2 separate regions of the Mus musculus genome follow, and region 2 is linked to region 1. Evidence: chromatin loops called from intact Hi-C (ENCODE). Cell type or tissue: left cerebral cortex. All regions are shown on one strand. Links, peaks and the distances in the headings refer to the core of each region. The heading gives the core; the rest is flanking DNA.

The links. Hi-C counts contacts between places; a loop is a spot of excess contacts. Peaks named below come from ENCODE experiments on the same cell type or tissue, not always from the same donor. Only the 100,000 strongest peaks of a DNase experiment are listed, where the experiment ranks them.
Region 2: it touches region 1 in a loop (6-fold over the local background); 14 of 42 quality-filtered maps call a loop at or near these places.

The regions. Positions count from the first base shown.
Region 1 is chr15:58,210,642-58,220,989 of GRCm38, forward strand. Fbxo32 (F-box protein 32) reads right to left here and starts at 4,251. Exons shown (of 9, transcript NM_026346.3): 1 at 3,855-4,251. The coding sequence starts at 3,970. In left cerebral cortex, for the core only: CTCF peaks have their summits at 4,720 and 4,924; DNase peaks (open chromatin) are centred at 991, 2,037, 2,848, 3,383 and 3 more places; H3K4me3 peaks cover 3,474 bases; H3K27ac peaks cover 3,515 bases.
Region 2 is chr15:58,337,773-58,348,120 of GRCm38, forward strand. It overlaps Anxa13 (annexin A13), which reads right to left. Exons shown (of 8, transcript NM_027211.2): 7 at 7,153-7,263; 8 at 3,692-4,221. The coding sequence ends at 4,102. Among named protein-coding and RNA genes, the nearest start is that of Klhl38, 19 kb to the left of the region's middle. In left cerebral cortex, for the core only: no CTCF peak of the experiment used is centred there; DNase peaks (open chromatin) are centred at 3,651, 4,277, 5,710, 6,190 and 2 more places; H3K27ac peaks cover 2,429 bases.

The DNA of each region.
Region 1 (10,348 bases), core at 1-8,000:
CATTGATGCCGAGTGTAGAAAAGTTTTAAGCGCAGGGAAAACCCTATACGTCTCATTTTATATTAGGGTTTGAAATCCGGAGGCTGGGGAGCGGGGCTGTAAAGTTTACTTGTATTGTCTACTTATGTTTTCTTTTAAGCAATAATATATTCAGTGGCTATTTTGAGACTCCAGTTATGTCTCGTTCCAGGAAATGCAAAAATCAATGGAAAATTACAGCTCAAAAATTTCACAAGAAAAACAACCACAATTTACAAATCATGGCACACACACACACACACACACACACACACACACACATATATAAAAGTATTTAAAATAAGCAAAACCATTTCAAGGAGGCTGGTTTCCTCCACCAAATAAAAGAATAGTTGAGGAGTTGCTACTTTGTAACTCCTTCTTACTAATCTTGATGTTTACAGGCCAAGAATAAGGAAAAAGCCCTCCCCCACCCAACACCCACAACACCCACATCATCAAACACAGACAAAATACTATAAGGCAATTGTAGAAGAAGTGGAAAGTTTTCAAAGGAAGACAATAAGTAGGAAAACTGGTGCACAGACAGAGGAGGGCATGGGAAACAAGAGGTTTATTTCTTACTTCATTTGTAATTAAGAAAAAACACTTAAAACCATTTCCTGACCCAAAGCAGTTATTATTTAGCCCTGATTATGTCCAGTGAGATTTTTGATGCTCAAAGTCATATCTAGGTTGCCAAACTTGAAAAGGCTACTTCCTGGATTGCTTTGGGGAAACAGACTAGCGCAGGAGGCTTATTACAATAGTGCTCTGCACAGGGTTAAGTGCTTGTAAAAATATCTCTATTATTTTTCTTCAAGGTATCAAGGCCAACTTCCTCCTTCCTGGGCCAGCCTTAGCAACACACAGTATGTAACTCTGGAACGGGCGTTTAACAGCAGAAGTGCAGGCTTGGAGAAGAGAGCTGAGATTACTCATCTTGGAGTTGGGGCGGGGCAGGGGTGGTTGGGGAGGAGGCAGTGTTGGTCACCTCAACCATCACTTCCTTGAAGCATTCTTGGATGGCCCCAGCTTGTACAGTGTTCCTTCCTTGAAATCCTAGTTGTGCCTCACAAACCAACAGTCTCAACTTTTTGTTTGCTTTCGGAGATAGGGCTTCTCTGTGTAGCCCTGGCTGTCTTGGAACTTGCTCTGAGGACCAGGCTGGCCTTGAACTCAGATCCACCCCCCTCTCTCTGTCTCTGTGCCTCTGTTCTGGGATAAAAGGTGTGTACCATCACAGCTGGGCTCAGATGCAACTTTTTAAAGGGTCAGCTTTAAGCTTATCTAAATTCTTCTATGATCTCAGGAGGTTATTTGGCTATTCGGAGACTGCAACATTTGGCTGTTGGAGGGCAGGGCCCTCGACCACAGAGACAATGGCCAGCAGAGTCTATTTAACAGGTGTACTGTGCAGACAAGCCATGGCTTAAACAATAACCCCGAGAGAGTATGCCTTTATTCTTTACTCTTGCTGGGCAACTTTCAGGATTGTCCGTGGAATTAGAGAAGCCTCAATAGTTCAGTTTACAGTTCACCCACCCTCTTTTATAAAGGACCTGCCTTCTGTTTTCTTAGAACAAGAGAGGGCATTCAAGCTCACCTGTGCAGCCAGGCACTGGGCCCAAACCTTACATCACAGGAAAACCAAGACGGAAAACAGCGAGATACCCGAGATCACAAACCCAGACTCAGAAGGCCACTGCTTTTAAGAAGTTGGCAGACTCTTCTGCTGTGGAAGGAGGGGATTGTTTATGGTTGCTGGGGGAAAAAAATACCCTGCAAACAGTCAGCTGCTCTGCTGAGAGGCAGATGACCAAACCATTCCTCAACTGTGACTCAGCAAAGGACCACAGGTGGCCAGTGTATTGATCACTGCTGAGACCATGATGACTGAGAGTGACTGCTTCAGCTCCCAGGTGTGACCCACAAGAAAAGAAAGCGGATCAGGAAGGGACAAAAGGACAGGGTTTTGTTTTGTTTTCTGTATAGCCCTGGCTGTCCCAAAACTCAACTCTGTAGACCAGTCCTAGGCCTCAGACTCAGAGATCCAGCTGCCTCTGTCTCCCAAGTACTGGGATTAAAGGCGTGCGCCACCACCGGGCCTCAGAGGCAGATTTAACTTCTTCAGATATTTTGGAATAGGGAGAGTGAGGTGTCCTATTTCTGTCTCATGGAGCAAGGATGGAGTGAGCATCCAGATGAGATGGGGTCTCTCCAGTTTAGTTCCCAGCCTGCTGAAACACAGCGGGCTGTTATCCTATTTTACTAGGGGAAGTCAAGATAATGCAGTGGGCTGGACCCCTGCTGCGTCATCCTGGAAAGAAGCTAAGCTTTTTATACAGAAACAAAGAGCTGGGATGTTAGATTCAGGCTCCGAAGATGGATGGTTCCAAGGAGGAGAACGCTTCTGGTGCACCCCCTTCTCACTTAGTTGAGGAAAAAGTATTAGGTATAACCGTTAACTTCATTCGCTGGGAAACAGTCAGGTGACAATGGTTGGTAATTTATCTGATTTTCTGTGAGTAAGAGTTCTTTAGAGTGTTCTAAACTCCCCTGGGACTTGCAAAAAAAAAAAAAGGACCTAACACAAGGCTAATATATTTGATTCTCCTGGAAGGCCCTAAGTTCAGGGAACTGTTTCACCTCATTAGGAGACAAAGGGAATTCAAGCATTACAAATCACAAACAAATGGGAGGCCCTGGAGGTCCCACTGGTTTCTTGATAATTAATTACCAAACCTTTATTCAAGCAACCATTGGCAAATCTCACTCAGCGTCACCTGGCACACTCACAAAAGTCTCTGTTGAAGTCAGCTTAGGGATGCAGGTTGTGTGTGTGTGTGTGTGTGTGTGTGTGTGTGTGTTAATCAAAGGACAGTGGGAGGAGAGAGCACCGAAAGGTGACTTCAACTGCACCAGCGCCTCCAAACAAACTTCTGTCGGTTCCTCAGGTGTCTCAGGGAGTCAGCTGTCCAGGCTGGGGATTGATTCTTGACCTGATACTCTATGAGTGGGCACTTGTTCTGACCTCAGATTTCACTAGACAGCGGAGCTCAGGTGAAACTTCAAGTCTGGGTGGTCTTTCTGCAGCGGGCAGGCACCACTAAGGATGGGAGTGTGCTCACGGTATAAAGACCGAAAGGGCCACGGAGGAAACAGGTGCAAGTGTCTGGTCCTTCCTGAAGCAGAGCACTGTTCTTGCATTTCTTCCCTGCCTCCCTCCGCAGCCCCTAAGCGTTACCACAACGACCCACTCCGCAAGCTGTCCCGGGGCCCATCGGCTGCCCCTCCCAGTCACTTTTTTTTTTTCTCGGCCCACTCAGCCGTCGACTGCGCGTGGGAAGAGCCTTCAAGCACTCATGGCAGGGCCCGTCATCCGGCTTGTGACTACTACCGCTCTTGTACTCTTGGGGTCCTGTCATAGGACAGTGAAAGGCAAACAGCCAAGTCGCTAGCACCCACTTAAAACAGTGACTGCAATTGCGGGATCTAAAGGAAGAGTCCATGAGTTGTGCGCCTGTGTTCAAGTGTTTAGGGACATAATCCCCTATTGCCAGATTGAGGGATCCTGGGTTCTGTATGGGATCTTTTCTGCTGGGAGACACTGTCCTTGATCAGGAGGAGACACTAAATTACCCATCTCTCGGGTTCTGGCGACCTTTACCGAAATCCCGGCACCTCACTCCTGTCCCTTCAGTCGGAAGCCCCCTCTTTATTCTGGCCCAGACCTGCTTGCCCTCCTTCACCTGCCCCTGAGGTGTGCACTTCCCCCTCGTCCCCGACCAGCTAAAATCAGTTTTGTGGGGCTGGAAGTCGGCGAATGTCCTCACCTGCTGAGGTCGCTCACGAAGCTGCCGCTTTTCTCATCCAAGAAGCGCTTCCAGCCGTCCGCCGTCTTCACCCAGCTCTGGCCCGGGGACCGCCAGTCCTGCCCAAGGAACGGCATGGTACAGAGCGCGGACGCGACCGACGGACGGGACGGATTGACAGCCAGGAACCGGCCTGGCTTGCCCAGGGTATGCGGCGCGTTGGGAAGATGCTGGGGAACGACGCAGGCGGCGACCGGGACAAGAGTGGGTCAACTAGTGTGGAGGGCTGCGGATCCTGGGTGGGCGCGGGGATCCTTGCACTCACAGGGGCGCAGGCGTTGGGGAAGGTCGCCTCCTGACTCTGGGAATGCTGAGCGGCTGCCCGAGCGCAGTATTTATCCCGGGCCGCTGCCCCGTCTCTTTGTTGCCGGAAGAGCCGCCTGCTCTTAGCCCGCCCCCCCCCCCCCGCGCCCCGAGGCCACGTGGCTTTGTTTATAGGCTCGCCTTGTTTTCCGAGGCGCCCGCGGCTCTCGCTCTGCTCGCAGTTGCACAACCTTGCGTCCGTGGAAACTTGAAGCCGCATGGCCAGGCCAGATGTCCCGCTGACCCTCGGTGCCCTGGCACCTCTGCACCTCCCCTACTCCCCCATCAGGCGTAGCTGTCGCCACCAAGATCCTGGTCTTGCACTCGGCACTAGGTCCCCTCTACGGGTCCCGGACAAGCAGGGTGTAGCAAGGAAGCCTAGAGAGTTGGGAACTGTCAGTCCCAGAGGGTCTGGAAGCTGCGGGACCGATCTTTGCAGGCAGATCAGCCTTGGGGGAGGCCAGAACGTCTGGGGACGGGTAGGGGTGCATTCTTTGAACCTCTCTTACTGCCAGTACCGACTCCAGGCGCCAGGGTGTGCTAAGTGAAAGAGGGGACCCAGTGCGGTAGGGGCGGGGAGGGACTACCCCCACTCCTTCCGCCTTAAAGCTGTCATTTGATGCGTTTGCTGTCAAGCTCGACTACCCCAGTGGCAAAGGAAGGGGAAAGAAGAGGCCCCCGCAGCGTCCGGACCCCATGGCGTTGAAGTGAAGAGCTGAGACAGTCTTGGGTCCCACTCTGAGGGACTCTGGGCAAGCAGCGCTGGCGTCGAGGCGCCTGGCTCAGAACAAAGCCTCCAGGGTCGTGGAGTCAGGAAGGAGTCTCAGGCTACACTCGCTGCTCCAGTGCCCCAGGGTTGGGCTTTTTTGGCTGTGGAACCACAGGAACCCTTCTTTCTCTTCCTTTACGCAGAGTTCAATTCCTGGTGTTCTCTGATTTCTAGCTATAAAGTCCTCCTGGGTTTCACGGCCGCTTCAGAAAGGGAAGAGAGTCTGTTAAGAGCTTATCTCTCCTAACACGAGGGGGTGGCCAGTCTGTTTTTCAGGTGAAAGGCTGTGGGGTCCTCAGAGAGGGTTAAGTCCGTGATTACCTAGGGTCTTATGCTACTTCTCAACTCAGAGCGATCCTCCCTGTTATGCAGAACATAACTCCCTTTTAGTCTAGAGACATCTCAGCCCAGTGCCTTACCACCAGGCACAGAATTGGCCATTCATAACCATCCCATCTTCCTCCATCCTCTGAGAGAGTGTGCATTTGTGTGCCCGCGGTGGGCAGAGGTCAATGTCAGGTGTCTTCCTTGCTCACGTTTGTCCCTATTTATCTTTGGGTCAGACTCACTGAGCCTGGAGCTCTCTATTGTCTGTACTGGCAGGCCGATGAACCTCTGATTCTTTGGATTTTGTCTCCCAGCACCAGGATAAAGATATAGGTGCTTTAATGGGTTGGTTTGTTTGTTTGTTTGCATGGGTGCTGGGGGTCTGAGCTCAGGTCCTCAAGACTGTTCATCAAGCACTGTGTCCATGGAGACACTGTTAATCGTGATTTGCACGGGGAGGGGGTGGGCAATTCTACCACGTTGAGGCAAATTTGAAGCAAGCTTTAATTAAATACTGACCAGGATAAATTTTGGTCAGGACCACTCTCTGGAATTCCCAGCGTGGCGGCCCCTAGACATGTTTTACAGAGGCTTTGAAGGCCATTGTATTTTCCCAGGTGGCTTTGATATTTTCCAAGGACTACAACTCCCAGCATTCTAAGGAATTACCTAGTCCTTGTTCTTTGGCCGGTGGGGCTTGCAGGTTAATTTTTGGGTCTTATGATATCTCTCTACCAAATCAACTCACCAGTCTCTCCATAGGCAATTCTTGTGTGAATAAGTGACTACTGCTTTAGGGTGACTTCTGGCCTCCCATCATTACTAGTCAGACCTGGGAAGTCACATTCATCTGGACCTACGGTGGCACTGGGCAGAAGCAGAGAAATAAAAGCATGCTAGAGAATTAGCTTCCAGTTCTTTTCTTCCACAGCCCTGCCTCTGTAGCCAGTGGCAGTGTCTCTTCTACTGTGCCTTGAGGCTGGATAGGCCGAGGAACCGAGTGTGTCTTGTGGGTTCTGTGTTGCAAGGGGGAAGGAGATGTTTTTAATAAAGTCTGTCTTCAAGTAGCCAGGATTTTCTGAGTTTGGTTTCCCACCATAAATAATTTATTAGTGCAGCAATAATAAAAATGGCTTGTAAAAGGCCCGCAGAAGATCCCAAACAAATGTTAAAACACCAACCAGGCTAAGAGATGAGGCAATGCTGGGGCTGAGCTTTTTGGGGGGAGAGCTGATATCGGCAAGAGAATACAATTAAGGGATGCAGTTATTAAAGATGTAGGGGGCTCCTTCCAGGGAGAAACCACAGGGGTCCAGAAGACAGAGGATTTGAGTCCAATTCTACGAAAGCAGCTTGCGCTTTGGTGGATGAACAGCAAGAGGCTCCGGGTACTCAAGGCGATGTTGTCGGAGGCAGAGATGCCGGCCTTTCAGATCATTTAGAAAGTGAAGTAGTTGGGGGCTATTAGTGCCGTTTTTTCTCTTCCCTCTTTGTAGTAGGTATATGTAGCTACACTTTCGACCTGGCAACTTGCAGAGGAGTAGAGGACGCCTTGGGTAAATGTGTAAAGAGCAGATGAAATCTGAGTACATACTTTTGACATGTTGACAGGTATGCCCTGGGTCCAAGTGCATTAGACCCCTGGGAGTGGCAAAGCCGTCTCCAAATTTGACTCAGGAAATTGGCAAAATCTTGTTTGTTTGTTTGTTTGTTTATGTGCTGTGTAACAGTTTCCTCCAAGATTAAAACATTTCATCCTGCAGGGAAGGTTTTTTGTTTTGTTTTGTTTTGTTTTGTATTGTTTTGTTTTGTTTTTTGTTTTTTTTTTTGGAGGGAGGTGAGCAACTCAAACCAGTTTTAGGAAGTTCCTAAAACTGACTAGATTCATTAGGCTCCTCCCTGCCAGTAAGCAATAAAGACGACTGAGTGTTAGCCTCAGAGATAGCAAGTTGCAAAGGAGATAGTCAGCCAAGCTGTAAAAAAAAAAAAACAAAACAAAACAAAACAAAACAAAAAAAAACAAAACTCTGAGACCAGACCAGCTGCCAGGAAAAAGCACAGACCACCTACTGGCCTGGAGAAGGGTTAGATCAGAGCCTCTTGGAAGGTATGCTCTCCATCCACCATGCTGAGCTGCCTATAGACTGTGCAGTGTGCTCCAGGTTCCCATCTTGTGAGCTGTCACCCATGGTGGGGTGGGCCCTGGTGATGCAGCTGTCTCGGAGTCATTTCTGCTCCTGGAAGTAAGTAACCCCTCACCCATATTCCTGTAAGTTACCCTGAAAACACTTGTCGATTTACCAAGCTGGACTTTGGTGGTATCTGTACTTTGGTCTATCAGGAGTTCTCTGTCTAGGGTGAGTAGACATGGATAGTGTCTCCCCAGGAAAAGTTTTGTTACATGTCACTATGGCCCACGAATGATTGTTTATGAATGATTGGCCAGTGTGTATAAAAACTAGCAGCCACAGCTCCCTCCTGTGATGACTGTAGCCTGAGACTCCTCGCCTACAGAGACCTTCCACCGAGACTAGGTAAACCTGCCCCTAGCTTGTATACAATCGGCCTGCCTCCATGATTTAGGTGTATAAAGTTAAGGCTGAGTTCCTGGGCTGCTCCCGTTGTTGATGTATGAGTGCGTGCATGGTCCAGCCCACCCAATCCCAGAGTTTCTGTGCCTATGCCTGTATAGCCTTTCTCCATTCTCTTATCGTCCCTGTTAGGTTTCCAGAACCAAAGCCACAAAGCCGTGGCAGCATCTGGGTGAGCAATATGTACCATCTATGTTATTGGTCATATGACTTGCTGGGGCCAGGAAATCCTAGGACCTATGGTGAGGGCAGAGGTTACTTGCCTGCAGGCTTGAGTGTTCCTGTTTGCTACCCATCCATACCCTGGCTAGTCAGTCATCTTTGAACTCTTGAGTGGCACCAGATGTCCCGGGATGTGACACATGAAACCGGTATCTCCGTCATCCTACGTATATTAGCGAGAAATTAATGTTTCTTTTAGAATGCTGCTGAGCTTTGTCCCACAATATCATCTCAGTAGATGGCTGTCAGCAAGAATTAGGTGGCTGAAATTGGTGCAAGTTTTTTTTTTTTTTAAATCTCTAAAATTCAGACAAAAGTAAAGCAATCAAGTTTTTCTCCTCCCTCCTTTCTTTCCTCCCATCCTCCTTCTCTTCCTCCCTCCTTCCTTTCCTTTTTCTCCATCCCACTTCCCTCCTTCTCTCCCTCATTCCTTCCTTCCTTTCTGGCTAAGAACTCATCTTCAGAAGCCTCAGTGTTTGTCTTGAGTCCTTCAACTTTCTCTTTTAAACAAACATTTTAAACTTACGAGTGTGTGTGTGTGTGTGTGTGTGTGTGTATGTGTGTGTGTGAGAGAGAGAGAGAGAGAGAGAGAGAGAGAGAGAGAGAGAGAGAGAGAGAGAGAGATTGTATGCCATGTGTGTGTGTGTTTTCTGGAAGGGTCCAGAAGGACATGTTATATCCCTTGGAACTAGAGTTACAGACAGTTGTGGTGTGGGTACTGACTGGGAACTTAACTCAGGTCTTCTGCAAGAACAGGCTGTGCTCTTAACCTCAGAGCTATCTCTCTAGCCTCAATCTTACTCTTTCTTTAAAAAGTATGTGTGTGTGTGTGTGTGTGTGTGTGTGTGTGTGTGTACTATCAAGCTTCAACTCAGACTACTTTGAAAAATGTAGTCCCGCTGCTTTAGATTTCCTCTGCTATCAAAAATCTAACTGGCCCCTTCCTCAAAGACAGGTTTCAGTTAAGAAGGCTTGCGATGCTGGGCCCTTGACGATGGCTAACTTGTTGGGCTGTGTCTGGTTGCAGCTTGGCTGCCTTCACCTTTGATGCTGGCTATACTGTGCAGGGGCTGACTGACTGGCAGCTGTCTTCTAGCTTCAGCAGGACAGAGCTATGGATGCCGCAGCGTTAGGCTGATGATACAGAGGTGGATGCGTTCTTGGAGGCTCTCACCAGGCACAGTCCTGAAGCCAGAACTTGGCATCACCACAGTACCTGCCATGATGCACGACGCATGGCTGGCAGCCAATTAACAAGTCAACAGCTGTTGGCCTGACCTGGAAGGCTGTTCTTTCCATGGCTTCCACCTGTGGTCATTTTTATCAGGGACACTGGGACCCCGAAGCTACCTGTTTCTAACAAAGGTGTCTTATGAATGAATTGGTGAAAAGAAGGGAGGTTGTTAAAGGTGGCTTCTTAGAGAAACCCATGTGAATGTGCTGTCCTGCCAATGGCCGACGCTGGCCACCATGAAGACAGTGCAGAATATTTTGCCAACCCTGTCCTTCGTAGTCCTTGCAAACCTGCGGATCTAGGATGAACAGATCCAGTTGATTGGTTTGTTTTTCTCCCCCCAAAGCTTTTGTGGAGTGACTTCTCACTGAATTGCAATGGTATTTTGTCTTTTTTTTTTTCTGTAGTCTCTGTTTCTGAAAGGGTTTTTTTTTTTTTTAATGTGAAAAATACTTATCAGCCAATGCTGTAAGTTAAAAATAACTTGCTGGTTGGGGTGGGGTAGGGACAAGAAACCACCGGATCTGTTCGAGTTAGTGACTTTTACAGAGATGAGCCGCGTGAGCTCAGGGTATTAAGCCTGACCTGCTGGCGGTGTCGCAGGAATGTATGGTTAATGTCACAACAATTTGCATATGGCCTTACAGCCCGTCAGTCTAGGGCGGGGCACCCTTAAAGCAGTGTGAAATCCTTCTTCGGAGTGTATTTTAGCAGGGCTGGCCAGCCGTGAGTTATTTTGGAGGCTTTGGCGGCTGTAAGCCTCGCCAACTAAACTCACGTCAGTCAGACATATGTCACTGAAAATATCCTCATTACTTTAATGAGGATCACTTGGCATCCCTCAAGTGTGGGCCTGGCTCCATTTATGAGAAAAAAGTCAAGAGTGTTTTTGTTATAGCTCTCTCACAAGACAATTGCACATTCTTTTGTTGAAAATTATTTTTACTATTTAAACATCTTTAGTTACATACATGCGTACACACACACACACACACACACACACACACAC
Region 2 (10,348 bases), core at 1,173-9,172, 130 kb after region 1:
AGTATTGATTGACCAGGTTTTGAATTCCTGGGGTTGGTTACTTTACAAACAAAAGATATCAACGTCTTTACTTTTGTTACAAAGAAGCCACGAAACCTTCTCTTCAGAGCCTACGGTCAGTAATCCCTTAGGCATATGGGGATGGACTCTGAGGACCACCCAGCAACTCACCCCTCCATCCTTTCTGTTACAAATTCTGATGTCCACAAATAAAATAGTGCACCATTCATTTAATCCACGCAAATGAAATGTATCATTGCACATTGGCTCCTCTGTTTGTGCGCATGTGTTCAGCTATACTGATTGTTGATGTGCTTCCCCAAACCTCACGTATGAGAGTCTTGATCCGTAATATGGATTTATAACCTGTTAGGATTTTTAAAATGTGAAAGATGATTGGGTCAAAGGGGTCGTCTGCCTTGTAAAGACTAAGGCTTCTTCTCATGAGAAGTCCTAGGTGACCAGATTGCTGTAAGCGAGCCTGGCATCTCTCTTATCTCTTGGCTCAAGCATGTATAACCCTCCTGTGGTGACCACTTTCCCTTCTGTGTCTCTGCTTTGTTGTGATGCAGTCCTACCACACTTATCTTGTTCCACAGTCCTATTGCACTTCTCAGGTTCCTACAGAGTCCTGCGTACTCACACAACGACTTGAACTAAGTCAAAAGAAATCCTGACACCGGAAATGGAAACAGTTTGTGGCAATGGCAGGACACCATGGATGCCCTCAGTCCTTATTACTTACTCTATTGCTATTATGACCGCCTCCTCTCTTGCCCCATTGTGTTGCTTTCTAGAGTCAGCATTTGCATCCTAGCAAGAACCATGGGCATTGACCATAGCTGAAGACATCCTATAAATGCACTTAACAGAAACACAAATGGATTCTGCTCTCTTTATGCCTACATGTGTATCATGCATACACATGTGTACAGACTGAAATGCGTGGGACTGCAAGTGTAAATACTCAGCAATAAGGCCTGATCTGCAGCATCCACCAGTTCCCATGCTGTAAATATCACAGCCTGCTTCAAGGTGCTGTCATGACATCATGGAATATGAGTCGGGAACAATAAGCAACAGTACATCAGCATGTAGGGTTTCCACCTCTCAAACACAGTGGGTGAAATGGGGCGAGGGGTAGGCACGCATGGAAGGACTACCTGGAACCCTCAAAGCTATTGAAAGGAATTTGCAGTGCAAGGCTAATGTTCCCAGAGCTGATGGTGAGACTCCTTAGTTCTTTGGGGTGTATGTCTATTTGGTTTGCCCAGGCTAGACTCCCAGATTACTTACCCACAATGCCTCAAGAATCTCACTGGGGCAAGTAGCCGTGCAGAGTGTCATCAGAGCCTTGCTGGAGGAAATGCATGTTGGGATAGCATAGGCTTGGAGGAATGAGCTATTGGCTTGTAACACTGGAAGTAGGCTTTGATGTAATCCTTGGAGGTCTCCTCTATCTGTGAATCATGCCCCTCAAACAAGGCTAATTCTGGCCCAGTCTCTTTTTAATCCACTCTTTTGTTTTCCTGTCCTTGCTGAGTTCAGAGCCCAAGGATGGGTTGCTTTGCTTTTGTTTGGTGACACATAGATTTCATATGTTATGTTACTAGACTTGGTCCTGGTTTTAAAAAAAAAACATTTTATGTGTAAAAGCTCAGCTTTGACAATGACTGTTAGGTATGTAGCAGTGTTCACAGAACTCCATAACTTGTGGGTCACCATTTTCTAATTACTAAAAAGGACATACTGTAAGACCCCCGATGCTGGGCCACCGCTCAAGTCCCGGGATGAGCTGGCCAACACCCCAACATCTCGAGAGAAAACCACACCTGATGCAAACTGCAAGAGGTTTCGTGCAGGGCAGGGGAGTTCAACCCTGTGAGCCGAGCGGTGACAGTAGGGGGCTTTTAACAGCTAGCTGAGGAGTTGGGAGGAGTTGGGAGGAGAGTTGGGAGGAGTTGGGAGGAGTTGGGAGGAGAGTTGGCTACAGCTCCTTTCTGGTGAGGGGGGGGAGTGAGCTGCAGCCTCCTCTCCGGCGTCTATCTCCATGTCTTCGGCACAGGAAGGCAGGCATCTCTGGTTGTACAGTATAGAAACAAAAAAGACTTTTTGCTGGCTATAGAGAACAAAGAGCTTCTTTCTAGCTATATTTTTAAAGATCAGGGAAAACAAGCTTGGGGAACATCCAGGGGCTTCACCTTCCAGGGAGAAACGCTCTAAGTCGGGGTCTCACACATACCATGGCAAGACATCTATCCTTGCACTGAACATTTGGGCTATTTGCTATAATACTATCCAAATGATTCCCAAAGATCTACACATGATCATGTTCTTTGTTCATGTAGCTATCACGAATGACCGCCAGTGTTCAAAACATAGAGCCCTACCTTGGGAGAACATCCATTGCTCCTGGGGTCAAAATATAAACTGAGCGATATAGCCTTGCTAGCCTGTCCTCTCCATAATGCCCATGTCTCAAATCATTTGTCCATTACTGTTTCTTGGCCTCTCAACCTACTAGGGGCCACAGCCCTGAAGAAGATGTCAGTAGTTCCTCGCTAGGGATGGGCCTCCTGCGCTTCTACCCTACCTGTGCTGGAGAGCTGACTGCCTTGATCACGTGTGGATCTTACACAGGCAACCGTAACTGCTACGAGCTCATGAGCTCAATGTTATGCCACGTTTGGAAGACGCTGTTCTGCCACAGTGGCCTTTAGTCTTTCCTTCTCCCTGTCTGGGATGTTCCCTGAGCCCCGATGGGAGGAGGTGTGATACAGATAACCCGTTTACATCTGAGCACTCTGTAGACATGCATTCTCTGCACTTTGACTCTTTAGTGTACTGACAACGTTCCACGCACTGATGGAGACATCTCATTTCAAGACTGGCTTGGAAAGATACTACATTAGAAGCAGCCCACATTCTGGTGACTTTTGTGTCAGTGGAGCCCACCATAGTAAACGGAAGAAGAAGCAACGAATGACTACTGACTCATTCTCACACACATCCTGCAAGCCACATTTCTGAGAAACCTGGTCAGCCATCCAGCTTGTGAGAGGAATCCTTACTGTGTTGCTTACAAATGGATTTTAGTCAGGTTACTTAATATCTTCTACTCATCATCAGAGGTCACATGAACCTTGTAGGGTTATGAATTCAGTATAAAACTGTGGTACTCAGCAGTGCCAGGTGCAGATCTCATCTAGGACAGAATAGTTATGGTGGCTTGCCTGAGGTGTCCAAGTTAACTTGATAGTCTCTGAATGACTCCATGTGACTACAAGACCAGAGATTTTATTATTGCAGAATCAATACACCTGAGAGACAGGGCATTGACGGTAATCCCATTGGCACTGTGCTTAGCCTAACTGTATGTAAAAATCGGAAGACTCAGGCAAGCCACATGTGTAGAGAAACAAGAAAACTCAATAGAACAAGGCACAGTTAGTGAGTTTTACATCTCATTGCATTTCACATAGGAAGGCTGTCTCTTTTCTCGATGCAGGTCTTGACTGCCATCCTCGGTGATTGTTAATAAATGTTCGCAATCTCCCAGTTCATTTGGATTTCACAAGGTCTCTACTTCCCAGGCAAGAACCCAAGTTCATCAAGCCAATTTGGCAAAGCCGCTGATGGAGGCATAAACCATAACTGTAATTAACAGAAAGGCTTTGAAACTGAGCACACAGAAGGGGAAATGAGCAAACCGTTTAATCTTGTCTTTACGCCGCATTAGCCATTTAACCTCTGCTTTGGCTCTGTACATCTGGGAGGCATATAATTTTCTAAACATTTTATTATAAATGTTCGGGTTCTTCCCCCCACCAACTGCTGATTCCATTTGTGCTTAGAAAGCATTCGCTTCAAATGCTAAAGGGAGACTGGAAGGCAGGCAGTTCAGGTTCCTGCTAAGCCAGCATTCAAGGTGAACTGTTCAAGCCCTTGGAGGAGGCTGCTCCCGACTTCGACAATTTAGCCTTGGGGCTCCTTTTAAATCCATGAATAAACAATCCAGGGGGTGAAGGGTTTTCACCCATTTCCAAATTTGATTTGTTCCGAGGAAGAATCCTGCTATGGGGGTTTCTCCTCAGGCTTGGATCAGTGCAAGAGAGCTACCAGCAGTTTCCGGAAGTCCCCAGAGGTATCTGAGTGAACCATGTCAGAGAGAGACTTCTGATACTTCTCCTGGAACTTGGCCTTTATCCCCTGCAGGTCCACCTGTGGGAAGGATGACGACAACTACGTAGGTGACAGCATCCATGGTACGTGCGTTGTAAATGGCAAACACTCTCCTACGCCACCATACTCATTAATTATATCTTTAAACAGCCATCAGGAGCTAGGCTGGCATTATATTTACATTTGGAGGATAAGAAAAAGAAAGCCTACTTTAGCTCCCTAAAAATATGTGTTTCTTTATGTGTGTATGTATACACTTACTCATGCACATATTCCATTCAAATTTTATTTATGGGAGCTAAAATTTAAACTGCATACTTTTTAAAGTTTTAAAAAATGGCTTATTTATTTTTATTTTGTGTATACTAGTGTTTTGACTGCTTGCACATGTGTGTGAGGGTGTCAGATCCCCTGGAACTGGAGTTACAGAGATTTGTAAGCTGCCATGTGGGTGCTGAGAATTAAATCTGGGTCCTTTGGAAGAACAGCCAGGGCTCTTAACCTCTGAGCCTCCTAAACTGCATATATTTTCATTGTTACAAAACATTTTTCTTTTGAATGTCTTATAGGTGTTTGAAAAGGAGTCATTCTGGGCCACAGAGCTATATACAAACAGGTAGGTGGTTTTCCAAATCATAGTTTGACAGTGTTTGGTAGAAGGTAAGATGATTTTCCAGAGGTTTAAAATTAAGCATGGGGGGCTGGGGAGCTGGGGAGCCGGGGGGCCAGGGAGCTGGCTCAGCCATTAAGAACACTGACTGCTCTTCCAGAAGACCCAGTTTGATTTTCAGCACCCACATGGCAGCTCATAACTGTATCTGCAGTTCCAGATAGACACCCAAGGAATCCAATGCCCTCTTCCTGGGCATCAAGCATACATGTTGCATGGATTGATATACAGGCAAAACACCCACACACATTAAATTATATATATATTAAAAAGAAATGATTTCTTCCTTGTACCACATCAGGAGGAATAATGGTTCCAGTTATCACATTTCAAACTGATCACCATTTGTAGGACTTCTTCTGAGTCTAATTCATAGAAAGCTTAAGAACTCGGGGCAGAAGGGACATGGGGAGGAAAACAGACAAAACATTGTCCTGCTTCAGCCTCTTTCAGCTGCAAAGAGGAGAGCTACACCAGAAAAAAAAAAACAAAAAAAAAAAAAACAAAAACAAAACAAAACAAAAAAAAACCTTCCAGACTGGACAAAACAAGTCTTATAGAGAAACAAAGTTTAGTTTTCTGTTTGGTTTTGATTTTGGTTTTGGTTTGAGCTCTGCCTTGCACAGCAGGCCTAGAAACCATAGAGAAGCATCAGGCTCCCCTTCTCCTGTGTGTGGTTGTACTGAGAAAGAGAAGAGCGAAAGGTAGGAGAGGGTCAGGGAGTAAGGAGTTGTTTGCTGTGGATACTGCTCTCCATCAAGAGACTACTGGAGGACAGATGCTGCCCTGCTGGGCGTCCTCTGGCTGGCTGGATGCCCAGCCCTGGGGGAGGGGCAGGATGGAGCAGCTGGCATTTTTTTCTAGTCCAAGTGGAAGATTAGAGGATCCCCTAAACATATATGTGCTGGGCCCAAAGCGGTTCAGAGAGACTGACCACATATGGAGATGACCCACACTCACATGTGGTCCGTTTGGAGATGGAATTGAACATGGAATGCTGACAACCCATCTGATGGGACCCAATCTCTCACAGGGTCTATAGAACTCTGCTGCTCTCAAGAGTTCCCTGGAACTTCAGCAGGGGCTGAGTGGCTGAGAGCTGGAGAGACAAAGAAGGCAGAGCACCTGAAGGGAGGGAGAGAGACTCAGAACTGAGGAGAGAAAGCAAACTCTAGCAGAATAGCAAAGAAGCTGCTCACATGAATAAGGGGGGCATGGAGGAGGGGGAGAAATTCCAGGCACAGAAATAAAAAAACGAAAGAACTGCCTTGCTGCTGTGAAGCTATATTTAAGAACAACGTCAGCTGTTAAGCGCTTGTCGAAAGGCATGGGTCAGAATTTGGGTTGGTACCGCTCCCTCTCCACTGAACACTTTTTAAAAAAGATGTCTGTGGTTTTCAGCTGCTTGACTCCTTTCATTTCGCCAAGGCTTCTGCCACAGCAGCGGGGACAAGCCTGCCACTTCCCCTTCACCTCACTTCTGCTCACCAAGGCCTGACAGCCCCAGGCGCTCTCTGTGACACTTGCTTGCTGGCTGCTTCCAAGTTTCTGCCTACTCCGGCCCTTCTCTTTCCAAGACTCACATTCTTCTCTGAGAGGGGGTGCAGACTGCTCCTTAGGGAGCAAAAGAAGCCCCAGTCTTTTTATATATGAAGTACTAGTATTTGCATTGGAGCTCATAAGCAGATATTCAGTATTCTCTGTGCTGTTAAGTTTGGGTGAGGAAAGATAGTAATTTGAAAAAAAATAAGTGTCTAAAATAGCTCTTTGAGAGGGTCTGGATTGGAAAAAAAGAAGCCAAGAAACTGTTTTGTTGAAATTTTAGTTGGGGGGTGGGGTTGATTTTTTTTTGTTTGTTTGTTTGTTTTGTTATTCTGAAAAAAACTCATCCTTGTAAGGTGTGCTCCGTTAGATAAAGAGAGTGAGGAAGTCACTTGTGTCCTATCTCTGCTTGCTGCGGGGTGACCCCTTTCCAAGGCTCTGGATTGTTTTCCTTAAAATAGAGCTGGGTGTAGCTGTGCTACCTCGGAACAGCTCCAGCAGTTCCTCTTTACTGCGCCACCAGCTCTCTGGAGCCACCGATGACAAGAATAGAAGCAGCTCTCAGTATTGTATCTTAATAAAAGACAAGGAGAAGGCTGAAGTAGAGTCCAATGTGGTCTGCATATTCTGGGAAGGGAAGGGCTGTCTTTGTCTTACGGGGTTTTGAGAAATAGTCCAACGACAACAACAGTAACCAATGACATCAGTGGGAGGAAAAGATGTTGGAGTCCCCTTTTTTAGAGTCAAGTGTTTCTTACCTCTGCTCTGGTCACAATGATGCGAATTAATGTCTCCTCATCTGTCCCCATACCCTTCATGGCCTTGTATAGTAGGTCAGCAAAATAGCCCTCAAGGTCCTGGGCACATCTCACTAGGAGGGAGGGAAAAGGAGGATGTGAAATGTTCTCATAGTTTGTGGGACAACACAGGGAACCTGCACAGGCACAGCATGTCCCAGCTACTTGTGGGACTTCTGGACTTGACAGGCAGAGGTTTGGAAGGATCTGACTTTTTAACTGTTGTGAAATGAGATCTAGAAGGTTCTCTGGGTCAGTATAGTATGCCTCTCCAACCAGAGCTGAGTTGAAACCACTGCAGAATGAGAATAGCCTGTATTCTCTACAAGGCCTGGGGGAGGAGTGTGGGTCCTCCTTGCGCTCATATTGTCATATTGTAGAGGTATGGAGTCTCACTCATGGGCATAGATGATGCTACCCAGTGGAACCTCCAGGGCTAGAGCAGGGCTCCATGGGAACACTGCTTGGCCAGTAGTCTTCCATAATAGAACCTCATATGGAGGTTTGCTCAGCTGGACCACACCCTGCTTTCTTGTGTTCTGCAACCTCTACACCCTTTGTTTTCCTTGCTACATTTGTTTGGATACCTTCTGCATTACCATCTGCAGGTCCCCAGCATCCTTCATCTTGTATATGGGACAAAGATGCTTGACCCTACTGATAAAGATCCCTTCTCTGTGTTGTTGCTATGAACTACTTTCTGGCCCTCCCTTTGCCTGCTGTCTTTGCTCTGTTTACAAGCTGACGAAGTTTGGTGTGTGCTCATCAACCTGGCAACTGGGTAGACAACTGGGTTTCCCCCACACTGAGGAAAGTCAGCACTCCCAGCCGCTTCTTCCAGGCTCATAGGCATTCACTCTATAAATGCTGAAAAGGAATGAACCATTTACTTGTTAGGTTGTTGACTGTTTCCTAGAAAGCCTACTGATATTACTTTTTTTAATTTGGGTTTTATTTGAGATAGGGGTTTATTCCATAGCCCAGGCTAGCCTCAAACTCAACCAATCCCCCTGCCTCAGACAAGAGTTACAGTGCTAGAATTACAACAGTTTTTCAGTGTTAGCAATAGTAATAAATTCAACTTAAGTGTGTGACGGGAACCTTCATCTCTACCAGAGCAGGGCTTTCATTTCCAAGGTCACTGTCTGTGTGGCTGATGTTTCTGAGCACGGAAGAGGAGCAGAACCCAGGTCAGGAGCCAGTCTCCCCCTTTTTTTTTTCAGGCCATACAGCCACTATTTGTCAGTCGAGGGTCAGGTGTGTCATCTCTCTATCCCCAAACTCCTGGTTTGAGGTGGGTAGGAAACCCCATGCTATCATAGCAAGTGTGTAGTTGAGACTCATTGTGGTCCTCAGGCTGTATGACCTTCTGGCTTCCACAAAGTTTTCCTATGACACACAGCACTGATGGATGTCCAAAGGCCAGCTCCCTTTCAGTAGCAAGTAGCAGGGATCCCTCAGAAGGTTGGGCCAGGATAGCTAGGGGATATCTGTTCACGCTGAGTGGACACTGTGGCAGCTATGGCTTATCACCATCCCCTGATCTTCTTGCCTTCAAGGAGTGGGGCTTCGCAAACTTTACTAAGCATAAGACCATCACAGGGAGCTTGCAATGGTGGCTATCCAGGCTCTGTCCCACTTCTGGTTTCTTTGTGGTAAACCTGGGCTAGGTCCAGGAAAAGCTTTTGAGGCAAGATGGTTCATGGGCTCCATTGAAGAAATGCTCATGGTGGTGATCATGTGACCTCAGCCCCTATAGATCTGAGGGGTGAGGTGATGTCTTTATGAGGTAAGTGGAGTAGGGTTGGGGATATCTAGGAAACACAGCCATGAAGCCATTTCTTTGTGAGGTTGACTCTCAGAGTCTTTTCTAAGCACTTTACCATTGAAACTGTGAGTCTAATTGGCTCCTGTGTTTCACGGCTCCAAACTCCAGAGCCTGGCTTGTCCCTTCTCCTAATCATATGTCTGTTTTCTGTCTTCACTGTTGCTTAATATATTGGTGTGTGTGTGTGTTCTTTGTTGACATTCAGCTCCTTATGAGAAAGACCTGTGTCTTTCATGCCTCTGATCCTACACTGAACACAACTCTGGGCTAGGCAGGTACTAGGAAAACACTGTCATTGAATGGTAGCACTGGTGTTCTCTGATTGTGCTCTGAGGTCTTCCTGGTCCTCGTGTCACAGTACAGGAAAAGGTCTGGACTCTCAGAACAACAAGTCAGTGGATAGGTCCTTCATGAAGCCTGGAGGACAGCTGTCCACACAGGGCTCATGTGTGTTCCGTGTGGGGCATGGGTAGTGTGGGTAACATTTAGAGTTCTGTACGTCAAATCGATGTTTGCTAATTTGAATGTGAAATGAGCATAGACGAGAAAAGGTCAACTGCTGGCATTGTTTAAAATAAAACAGCGAGGACAAAGCATCCTCCGAACCCCACAAAGGGCTTTGGCAGCAGAAGCACATAGTTTAGGTTCCAGAGCTGCTTGTTTGGGTCTTTTTCTTTCGAGGGGACATGTCCCTCCATTCCTGTGCCATTTGCGATGGTTCCCTGAACTCCCTACCACAGCAAAGCGGACAATGGACAATGTCTTCATTCCATAGACTTGCAAAAGGGAAAAAGGGGCATGCCAGACATGGACTCGTGCCCATCTCTCTGCTATTTCCTGTCTTTGGGCAACATCTGAAGAAAAGGTGCTGGGGTTGGCTTGGCCATGGCCAAGATCTAGCCTCCCTCCCCTCTGGTTCTAAACAGACCTCATTCTTTGAGAACACTGAAGGGAATCCAGTGGGAAGAGGAAACCCTCTGGCCATGTTAGGCATGCTGCAGAAACTTGCTCATAGGTCCTAACTGTGGGCACTTTTCAGTGTGTGTCATGTAAGCTGCAAACTGCTCGCTGAGCTGGGATAATAGGCTTAGGCCTTGGTCAGATGCTCTAAGGGACCTGTACTCTTGGTACAATCACAAACAGCTAGGTCTCTTCTCAGAAGTCACCTTCCAAGTGAGAGAGCTGGCTGCACTGTGTTGCAGATGGTCCTGGGGCACAGCCTGTGTCCAGTGACTGGTTGGTGTAAGTACAGTCATTAACAGTGCAGAGCCGTGCCTCCCTGCTTCACTTGGGACACTCCCACCTTCAGAGCTCCCCCAGAGAACAAAA